Regions from separate parts of the Homo sapiens genome. Here region 1 is linked to region 2. Evidence: read pairs that join two places in POLR2A ChIA-PET (ENCODE). Cell type or tissue: MCF 10A. All regions are shown on one strand. Links, peaks and the distances in the headings refer to the core of each region. The heading gives the core; the rest is flanking DNA. Region 1 has its middle 58 kb from the start of ARID1B. Region 2 overlaps ARID1B (AT-rich interaction domain 1B).

Region 1 (5,377 bases), core at 130-5,129, 230 kb before region 2:
GTACATATATGATATGCTGCATTTATATCTACATATATAGAGACATATAAGGTATACTGGATTCTGTAGGGGGGGGGGCACAGAAAAACCTGGAAGTTTATATACCAAAAAGATTTTGAAGTAGTTAGAAGTGGGTTTCTCTGAATGTAGAGATGGGGAGTGACTTTTCCTTTTTTTTCTCATCTAATCTGTATTTCTTATGTTTCTACAGTGAAAATGTAAAACTAGTGACTGTGGAGAACAATTTGGCAGTATCTAATAAAGTTGTAGATTGTATACTTAAAATCCTGAAACATTTCCACTCCTGGATGAAAGTCTTTACACATGCACAATGCAACACATACAAGAAGGTTCACAGCAACACGGTTTATAATAGAGAAAAAGTGGAAACAAGGCCAGGCGCAGTGGCTCATGCCTATAATCCCAACATTCAGGAGGCCAAGGCCAGAGGATTGCCTAAGCCCAGGAGTTTGAGACCAGCCTGGACAACATATGAGACCTCCTCCCTAAGAAACATAAAAAATAATTAGCCTAGTGTAATGGCACACACCTGTGGTCCCAGCTGCTTGGGAGGCTGAGGTAGGAGAATAACTTGAGCCCTGGAGGTTGGGGCTGCAATGAGTCAAGATCATGCCACTGCACTCCAGCTTGGATGACAGTGCAAGACCCTGTCCGGAAAAAAAAAAAAGATGTAAACAACTTATATCCATCAACAGAAGCATGGCCATTCTAGACAAAGGACGCTTCGGCAGCAGAGCTGCTGTCATCAATGTGTATATATCAGAAAAATATTGTGATATAGCTGGAGCGATACAGCTGCCAACTGTAGAAATGTAAGTGCAGTATGATATCGTTCATATAAAAATTGTTTGAAATGCAAACTAACACTTTATGGTGTACTGTGTATGTGTATACGCCTGTGCATATGTAGTAAACCTTTTAATGCCTGGGAACGATAAACACCCAGTGTAAGGTAATATTTATCTCTGGAATTTGAAGAAGGAAAATGAGATTAGGAAGGAGGAAACGTCAGTGGTGGGGGCTTCGATTACATCTGTAAAGCCTTATCTCTTGGGCTATGTAGTGGACTACATATGGGTTTTTGTTTGTTTGTTTGTTTTGGGTTGTTTTTGAGGGAAGGTCTCATTCTGTTGCCCAGGCTGGAGTGCAGTGGCACAATGCTGGCTCACGGCAGCTTCAAACTCTCTGGCTCAAGTGATCTTCCCACCTCAGCCTACATATGTTTATTATAAAATTCTCTGTAGGTTTTTGTATGCCTGAAATGTTTCATAATTTAAAAGTAGTACTCATATAATGAAATTTTAAAATTAAAATTTAATTTAAATGTGTCTCTGAGAATGTAATTAGTTGAAGGTACAATCATAAACTTCAGGAATAATTTGGAAAAATATTTTTACATTTTTATTTCTGGCAAAAACAGGATTTCCAAACCAGAACATATAATTTCTCCAAAAACAGAAATGATTTTTAATGACAATATTTTATTGTCATTATTACTCAATTTTGTTTAAAACCCAAAGTATCTCCATCAGAGGGAAAAATTAAGACAAAACACTTCCCTTCCTAAAAAAAAATATGTCTAAAAGAGGGAGTTAGTGAAGACATTGAATCTGTAAAAAGTGGTAGTCATTTTATTCTACCAACATATTCTAAATTTAGAGGGAAATCCACGGCTAGAGCAGCCCCTGGGTGACTCAGCCCAGCTTCCAGGCTTGGCAGAGCCAATCAGCACAGTGTGGCCGACTCCGCCAGGGGCTGGATTACACATCTGCACGCGGTTCAACAGCTTCGTTAGTGACACAGAGTCAAGCTAGCTTGAAAAGCAGGTAAGGAAAACACTCGGCGCATTCCACATTTTCCCTTAAGGAGAATTACACCTTCAAGTCAAGCTGCATTTTGCATGCCTAGGACCCCCAAAACACTATTTAAATTATGTACAGAAACCATTTCATCCCCAGTGAAATATATTTGTCTCTTCCGGAGAAATAAGGGGTGACCCAGTCCCCAAAGAGTCCACCCCCCAGGGTGAAGACCCCCGCTCCGCAAGGATCACAGGTGGGTGTTCCAAGGCATCCACACTCTGGTTTTGTTTTTTTTTTTTGTTTTTTTGTTTTTTGGGTTTTTTTTTTTTTTGTATCAACTTCTCTTTTTTTTTTTTTTTTTTTTTTTCCGAGACGGAGTCTCCCTCTGTCTCCACACTCCAGCCTGGAGTGTGGTGCGATCTTGGCTCACTGCGAGCTCCGCCTCCCGGGTTCAGGCGATTCTCCTGCCTCAGCCTCCTGAGTAGCTGGGATTACAGGTGCCCGCCACCAGGCCTGGCTAATTTTTTGTATTTTTAGTAGAGACTAAAAATTCGCCATGTTGTTTCGCCATGTTGGCCAGGCTGGCCTCGAACCCCTGTCCTGAGGTGATTCACCCACCTCGGCCTCCCAAAGTGCTAGGATTACAAGCATGAACCACCGCGCCCTGCCATTAACGTCTCTTAAAGCACACACTCTGTCTCAAAGGCTGGAGGGTTTGGGAACGTTCTCGTCCTTTCTGTGACCCATCTACCACAGTCTTGGGGGTAAAAGCCCCGGTTTAAAAAGCTGGGAAATTCCACCTCATGGCCACGCGGTCTCAGCAGCTCTGGCGACTGGGAAACGTAGGGTTACAGGGCGGTAAAGATCATCAGAAAGGAGGGCTGAGGAGAGAAACTAAAGACTAAAGGTGAGAGGTCACAAACCCTGAAATTAGTAAAGATCTACGTTGTCGGGGGTGGGGGTGCGTGTGCGCCCAGCAAAAAGCCTCTGCGTCCACACAGGGATCCACCGCGGGGCTTCTGGAACTCACAGGCTCCCTCGGAGCCTTCAAAGACGCGACCTGATTGACAACAATTTTGTTTACACACCACACGCCCTGGGAAAGCCACACACCAGTGCCGGCGTTCCAGACGCTTCCTCTGCGCAGAGCCGGCCCAGGACGGGGGCGGGGCGGGCCCTGTTGCTCAACTCACCTCTCCCGCCCCGCACCCGCTCCCCGGGGAGGCGCCGACCCAGCGAAACTGGTGCATGTGTCAGCCGCCCAGCACCGGCCCAGGAGGCCGGCCGCGCCGCAGGCCGGCCTGGGAAAACGCCCAGCGGCTGCAGGCCTCCCGCTGCGCGCTGCGTGGTTCTGCACTGCACTCAGGACCTGTCAGGAGCAACACACACGCACATGCACACGCCCACACACATGCACACAGACACACACGTGCACACACTGCGTCGGTAGGAATAGCTCAGAGGTGCCCTTCCTTTCCAGGCAAAGTGCTTAGTAGCTGAATTCAGCGAGAAGAAATCATCCAAAGGTAACCCTTGCTCTGAGCCCTCCCCAGGAAGAAGAGAGAGGTCACTCTGGAAAAGCCTGGAACCTTCTCTCGCTTGAGGGTGCGGACAGCAGCCCACCTCCCCTTTGGCTAGGCCAAAGATCTCTCCTTCCTTTTAGGCCTAGCTTTCCCTGTCACTAAAAGGGCTACATTTATCCTTAAATATCATCTAAGCTGAAATACTACTACATTGCTTTGCAGTCGGTCATAGTGGAATCTTAGTTTCAGAACTACATTCAACACCTACTGCGCAGAAGCACCACATGGACACTGCCACAAAAATTAACACAGTGGATCCTAACAGAGCTGAATGGGGTTGCTGTGAATATCTCCCTAGTAAGATAGGAAAAAGGCCCATGTGGGCTATGATATTTGTATAAAGTGGTGTCGATGAGCTCATTGCAGGACTAGCTATTTGAACTTAAGTTTCAATGAAGTGTAAATGAGAACTGACTTCACCCTTGACTTTTATTTTTCTCTCCAAGTATTTCTCACTAGCCATTTTCATTTCCTCCTTTTCCTACCATTCTCACCCTCATCTTTCTACCCTCTTCTTGAAGCAGAGCACTTTTTCTCCACACTCTGGAAGGCCAGAGAGGAGAGAGGATTAGAGGCCCGTAAGCAGGGGAAATCCTATCCATTAGAAAAGGACAAGGGCAGAACAGGGGACTTCCGTGCTTCTCCTGCCAAGTTAATACGCTAGGAGAAGCAGCTGGGTCGGGTCTGGACACGCTTTTCTGTTCTGCAGCTCACAGAATTTTTTTTGTCACTTTAACTTCAGTGATCTCCGGTGCCCCCGAAGGCAAGTAGCACACCTGAATCATTAAGCTTCAGATGAGTTGAGTTCAAAGTTTTATTTTCTACTTTTAAAGCCCTCAATAAATTAGGGCAAAGGTACTGGGAACCCAGCCTCTTGCCCTGGCGTTCCTCTGGGATTGTTAAGGTTGGCTAAGCAATCTGCTCTTGAGAAACCAGGTGTAGAGAGACCTGGGTGGAGAGATCCGGGGGTTGTTTGTGGAACTTTCTCCTCCTCTGTGGCATATGCCAGCGTCTCTCAGGAGCAATCCTGCAAGGTTGCCTCCAGAGCTAGGTGGTGTCGACCTGTCTTTGTTATGCAAGTTGCTGAACTCACAGTGTTCCAGCGGAGTGTTCCTGGCCAGCGCATGAATGAGGAAATGGGTCGACACGAATTCTGGGCAGCAGGATTGGAATGCAACACCTCCCCACCCCTGCCTTCCCTGCACCCCCATCTTCTTGGGATAGCTGATACTCGAAGAGAAGCTAATGCTTGATTAAAGTGATACAATACTGTGTAGTCAGACGAACATTCTGAACAAATCTAAGTTGATCTTTTAAAAAACAATTAATTCTTACTGTTGTTGTTGTTGTTGTTGTTGTTGTTTTCTTTTCTTTTCTTTTCTGAGACAGAGTCTCGCTCTGTCACCCAGGCTGGAATGCAGCGGCACCATCTCGGCTCACTGCAACCTCTGCCTCCCGGGTTCAAGCGATTCTCCTGCCTCAGACTCCCAAGTAGCTGTGATTACAGGCGCCTGCCACCAAGCCCGGCTAATTTTTGTATTTTTAGTAGAGACGGGATTTCACCATGTTGGCCAGGCTGGTCTCAAACTCCTGACCTCAAGTGATTCACCCACATTGGCCTCCCAAAGTGCTGGGATTACAGGCATAGACCACCGCGCCCGGCCTAATGGCCTAATTCTTTCTTTTCTGTTTCTCTCATCTTTATGTGGAATCACGTTTTGTCCTGGCTCTCAGGTTTTTACGTTTCCAGCAAAATAGTTGTTTTTAAGATTTTTACATTGTATTAACAGAGGGGAATTATTGTTTTTTTCTCTGAACACTGCCTGCCTGCATATCCCCTGCCTCTGGAGCAACTAACATGCTTTTGAATTCTGGCTGCAGAAGTGACATTTGGTGTCATTTTCCAGGTGGTGCTGACTGTCTCCCCAGGAACAATGCGGAGACCCTGGGATTTTGTATGTAGGGTCTGAG
Region 2 (5,377 bases), core at 317-5,316:
CTGCAAGCTCCACCTCCTGGGTTTACGCCATTCTTCTGCCTCAGCCTCCTGAGTAGCTGGGACTACAGGCGCCCGCCACCACGCCCAACTAATTTTTTGTGTTTTTAGTAGAGATGGGGTTTCACTGTATTAGCCAGGATGGTCTCAATCTCCTGACCTCGTGATCCGCCCGCCTCAGCCTTCCAAAGTGTTGGGATTACAGGTGTGAGCCACCGCACCTGGCCAACACTTCATTTCTTAAGAAAGGAATATTATTTTTCTTTTATTATATTGTAAAAGGAAATACTTTATAAAGGAATATATACTCTTTTGAAAATAGTGAATAATGAGTCCAAAATATGAGTTTTTAATATAGTGCTAAAAAAGTGGTTTCATGTTTGGGAAAATTATCAAAGGCCTAAATTAGGTGTCATGCCACATAAATGATTGAATAATTATCTGTTTTTGCTGTAACTTGCTTAACTACTTTGTTACTCTGTCCAAAGAAGTAGCTTATTGAACCCATTTTTATTTCACAATAATTTTTAAAAATAATTATTTTATAAGCATAAAACGTGTACCAGGGTGGAAACCCATTTAGTCAGGAAAGAGTTGAATTGTGAAGAGAGTGTTTTTTTATACATGTGTTTTTCTTTGTTTTGAGGGATAGGTGTGTGAGTGACATTTGTAATTTAGCTTGTTTTTCTGGGAAGAAGATTGCTGATCCTTGGGTTTAAAGATGAGGGCTCAAGATTAATTGATGAGACTAGTGATGGTCTAAATTTTACAGAACATGCATGCCACTAATAGCTTAATAGTTAGGATGATAACAGTTTGTGAGTGAATTTATGTGCTTTATTTTTCTCGAACTTACTGACTTTGAATACGTTATAAAATTGGAGCTGTGCTCCTAAGGAGTAACATGGAACTCCATCATAGGTCCACCTCCAGCAAAAGGCTAGCAGGGGTGGTGGGGACACTGAGGCTGGCTTGATTTCCCATCCTGCCCCCCATGGTTGGTCGTGGGAAGAAGGTCGGGCTGCCGTGGCTCCTGTGCACTTTGGTTGCTGAGAGTGGTTGTGGGCAGCAGGCCGGTGAGCAGTGGGGGCAGGGATCTTGACACCAGCCCTTGTTGGACTCCACACCCTTCTGACCATTCATCCACCTTTGGGAGTGGGGAGCAGGGTCTGTTGAAAGAGGCAGCCGTGTCATGCTCCTGTTAGTAAGGGAACTAGACTTTTTTGAGCCTAAAACCATACAAGAGAATTCAACAGAAAGAGAATTTAATGTATATATTCATTCTTGTAAAACAATAATATTGTAGTAAAACTTACATCTGTGTGTTTGCTGGCCAGGCTAGTCATTTATGACTTTCTTCGAGTAAGCGAAAATCCTTGGAGTCTGGCAATTCTTCCTTGTAGGGAATCTTCAAGAAGACTTTAGCTCCAACTTTATTCTTTTGTATTTCATTACCTCTGGGAAAATTACTAGCTGGGCATTTTGTGGCATTCTCAACCTCAACTCTAGGGCTAGTGCTTTTAAAATCTGGTCAACTGCGTAATTGTGAAACAGTACTGTGTCAGCTTTATGCACTTATTATTATTTTTTTAAGACACAAAAACTTACAAATTGGCAAATTGTTTTTCAGTGTTTTCCCCTTCACAGGGCTTTAAAAATATCTTGAGTATGTTGGGGTTAGATTGGGTGGTTGGAAAGCAAAGCTCCAAGTGCTAGAATGGACGGCTGCCCTCTGCAGCTTCAACACAGGGATCCACTCAGCCCCCTTAGCTGACTACTGGTGCTTAAAACGGTTTTTGACAAACGCCAGAGTTTCACAAATATAGAAGTAGCAGTTATAGAGGTGGTTTTGCAAGTCCCTTGGAACATTCATGCAGGTCTGCAGTCACTCTTAATTTGAATGAGAAAGAAGATGGTAGAAACTATTTTTATTTTCTCCTGGGAGCAAGAGAAAAGGAAGGCTAGAACTCTGTACTATGTAATTTTAAAAAAAGAAAAAAATCGGACTCCATTGAGATTCTTTCTTGTTTACTTTTTGTTTTACTCTCTCTGTCTCCTAGTATGTTTGACTAATGTAAGTCTTCCCCCAGGAATATGAGAATATGTGGTACCGTCCGCCTCATAACCTTCCTGGATATTTTTATAATTTATCATCAGCTGACACTGCTTGGGTAGAATATTCTTACCACTCCCTCTGGCTGCTGGAAGTCTGAAATTACATCTTTGTCTTTGAAGTCAGGCATACTGTTAGCGTTGCTATGGTGACAGGGTGGGTAATGGCCTCCGCAGACAGGAGATTGGTATTTAGCGTTTAAACACTGCTGTACACAAGGCCTTGATTTTTAGAGTGGTTACTGAACTATCCCCTTTTAGTAAATGTTTAAAAATTACATTTTTACATGGTCTTACTAGATTAATAGTCATGGTTTATTTCATTTTAACTGCAAGGATAAAAGCATTATTCCATTAAATGGGCAGCTTTTTTTTCTCTTTTGGTTTATGCATTATTAACACAGGCTTTCCTGTTTTGCTTGTAACATTTTATAGGCTTTTTCAAACACGCAGTCAGATTTGCTCTGTTGCTCCTTTATTTTTTGGACTTAGCCCATTATCTGCTTGATCTTGGACAATTTCAGAGGAGACAAAGTTCTAAGGAACTAAGCTTTTAAAATATTAAAAATGAAGTTCTTTTTTTTTTTTAATGTATGAGTGATAATATTGATCAAGATGTCTCTTTGGTTTCAAGTTTCTAGTTAGCCCCTTTCCTGAACTATACCCTCACATGAGATAGTAAAGGAAGGACAGTTTATGGTTCTGGAGAACTGTTGGACATTTTGAAAATGCTTTAGTTGATGTAACTTTCGAAGCAATATGCTCTGACATAGTCAGCCTGTGTGGAATGAGGCCGTTTGCACACACATACATATGATTTTTTTTTATCTGTGAGTATTTTGTCTTTAGAATAAAGATGAATCTTAATAGTTTGTATGGTATATACAAGTCCCTGTCTACCTGATACATAAACTGCTACTAAAACATCATTTTTAATGTCTTGTGATACAGAATTTATTACTTTATGAGGTATTTTATTTGTGGTAATTTAAATTGTTTAGGAAGTTTTTCCTTACATTAGCTCGAACTGTTTTTTTTGTTTGTTTTTTTAAATCCTGGTTCTACTTCTGCCTTCTTAAACCACACAAGGTAAATCTAAATCCTTCTTCTATATGACGGCTGTTCACGTATTTGAAGATAGTTTTCATTTACTAGGATTTCTTCTGGGCTATTAATAGTTACTTTAACTATTTCCCCCACTGTGTGGTCTCAAGTTCCCCTGCACCCTATTCTTAATTCCTTAATGAGCTTCATTTTTGTATAAGCACCTCTAAATGTGATATCCACAACCAAAGGGCAGGCTCCAAAGGCATGGCTGGCGGAGGCCACCTGGCCCGCTTTGTGTTGGACCGTCACGCTGCCGTGTATCGGAGGCGTCAGGGTCTGCAGGGCTTTGCGGCAGCTGCAGCCCACTCTTGCCACTGTGATGGGAGCTGCTCTGAAGGATACGTCTCATCCATCCTGCACCTGAGCTCAAGTGCTCATCGACCCTTCCTGGCTGCTGTTGGACTGGGTCGGGGCTGTTGTTCAAGCTTGCTAACGTGTGTTAGGATCCTGAATCTGGCATCTGTTGTATTTAGTGTAATTCCTACCTTTGTGTCCCCTCTGAATTTGTATCTCATGATAGCTCTTAATACAGAAAGTTAAATAGGCTAAATCCAGAGCTTTCTGACATTCTGGTTATTGCCATTCAACCAGGTGTGATAAACCTAGAGCTACTGTATGTTCCAGGCCATACATTACATATTAACCACAATCCTGTCCTAGAGACTTTATCTGAGGCTAGGTGGGGATCCAGAACAACGCTATAGTCCTTTCTGTATATGTTATAGTGCTGTCTTCCAGAATGACTTATTGTGGATTATATATGACTTCCAATGATGTAACACATATAAAGGCTCTGTAATAATTGAAAGTTATACATAATTTGCTATTGACATAATTTTATCTTTATCAAGTTTTCTACATGAGAGGAGAAAATCTACCTTTTAAGCTAGTTCACCTTGCCACCTGAGTGATACGCCTCAGCTCCTTCCCTGTGTCCAGGAGGAACAGCCAAGATAAACATCAAGAAAAGGTAGGAGAACCTATGCCCATCTCCAGAAGGGCCCTAGAAACAGAGCCTGGATGTCATGGGGTCCAAGGCAGAAGATACTCGCCCTGGACTTGGGATCTTAGAAATGAAGTAGCCCCATTTCAGGGGCCTAAGATTTTAGGGAGGAGGGCTGTTGGTCTCAGAAACCCTATCCTGTTAGGAAGGTTACTGGAGGCCGCTGGTGGTGGAAGCCGCGCCTGTTCTATTTCCTCACCTTCCTGTGTTCATCTGTGTATCTGCCAAGTGCCCTGTGCTTTGCTTTTTACCACCAACTGCTTGACAGCCGTCCAGGACTGCTGGGTTCTGGACATAAGGTCAGATAAAACTGGCCTAGTCTTTTCTAGGGATGTAAACCTTGGGGAAGACATGCACCAGTGGCCTGGTACTGGGGACAAGAGCAGGGCCTCTGCTTCTGTAGTGCACAGGGGCTGCCTCTAGCAGGGGAAGGAGGTGGGAGGCAAGTGGGCCACTCAGAAAAAGACATTCTTTTTTGAATGAGTCCCAGGTACTTTTGTGAGTTCATGGAGGCTGGCCCATAATTTCCACTCGGACTTGTCATAAACTCTCCCTGCTTCTTACCCCCACCCTTCTCTCAGAAGCCAGGACTCAGTGAGTTCTGGGCATGGGAACCTGGGAGGCAGAGCACTTACAAATGAAAATTTGGCAATAAGTTTTATAGACTGGAAAAAAATTGCTTCAGACCAGTGCTGGTAGCAGTGGAGTGGCAGATAGGAAATAGTCCTCTGGAGGTGGCCTCTAGGGACAGCAGCCCTTTCTGTGGTCAGTCCATAGACCCTCTGCTGGGTCACCATGGAGGCTTCTTTAACCAGCCTGCAGTTTCAGCTTGAGTTTGGGGTGAAGGGTGGATGACAGCTTCTTAGTCCACTGATATCTTAATGAGATTTCCATTCAGTGTATTTTGCATCTCCCTCCAAAAGGAAAAATATATGAGTGAATTTTGTTTATAGCATGTGTAGCAGGCAGGATGTTGCAGGGACTTTGGGATATTCTGGATCAGCACTGTCCAGTAGAACTTTCTGCAGTGATGAAAACAGTCCCTATCTGTGTTGTCCAGTATGTCAGCCACTTGCCATATATTGTTATATACCACCTGAAATATGGCTAGCAGAAGGAATTTTGCGTTTTAGTTAAATTTAAACACCCTCATGTGGC

What was found. Peaks named below come from ENCODE experiments on the same cell type or tissue, not always from the same donor. Only the 100,000 strongest peaks of a DNase experiment are listed, where the experiment ranks them.
Region 1: POLR2A ChIA-PET joins it to region 2 with 21 read pairs; 5 of 35 experiments call an interaction of 5 or more read pairs at or near these places.

The regions. Positions count from the first base shown.
Region 1 is chr6:156,717,083-156,722,459 of GRCh38, forward strand. No RefSeq gene overlaps it. Among named protein-coding and RNA genes, the nearest start is that of ARID1B, 58 kb to the right of the region's middle. RefSeq lists silencers at 2,913-3,232, 4,353-4,647 and enhancers at 3,833-3,902, 4,207-4,755. In MCF 10A, for the core only: no CTCF peak of the experiment used is centred there; DNase peaks (open chromatin) are centred at 1,769, 3,009, 4,059 and 4,419.
Region 2 is chr6:156,951,519-156,956,895 of GRCh38, forward strand. The region is part of intron 4 of ARID1B (AT-rich interaction domain 1B); the gene reads left to right. Among named protein-coding and RNA genes, the nearest start is that of MIR4466, 170 kb to the left of the region's middle. In MCF 10A, for the core only: no CTCF peak of the experiment used is centred there; DNase peaks (open chromatin) are centred at 2,193 and 4,443.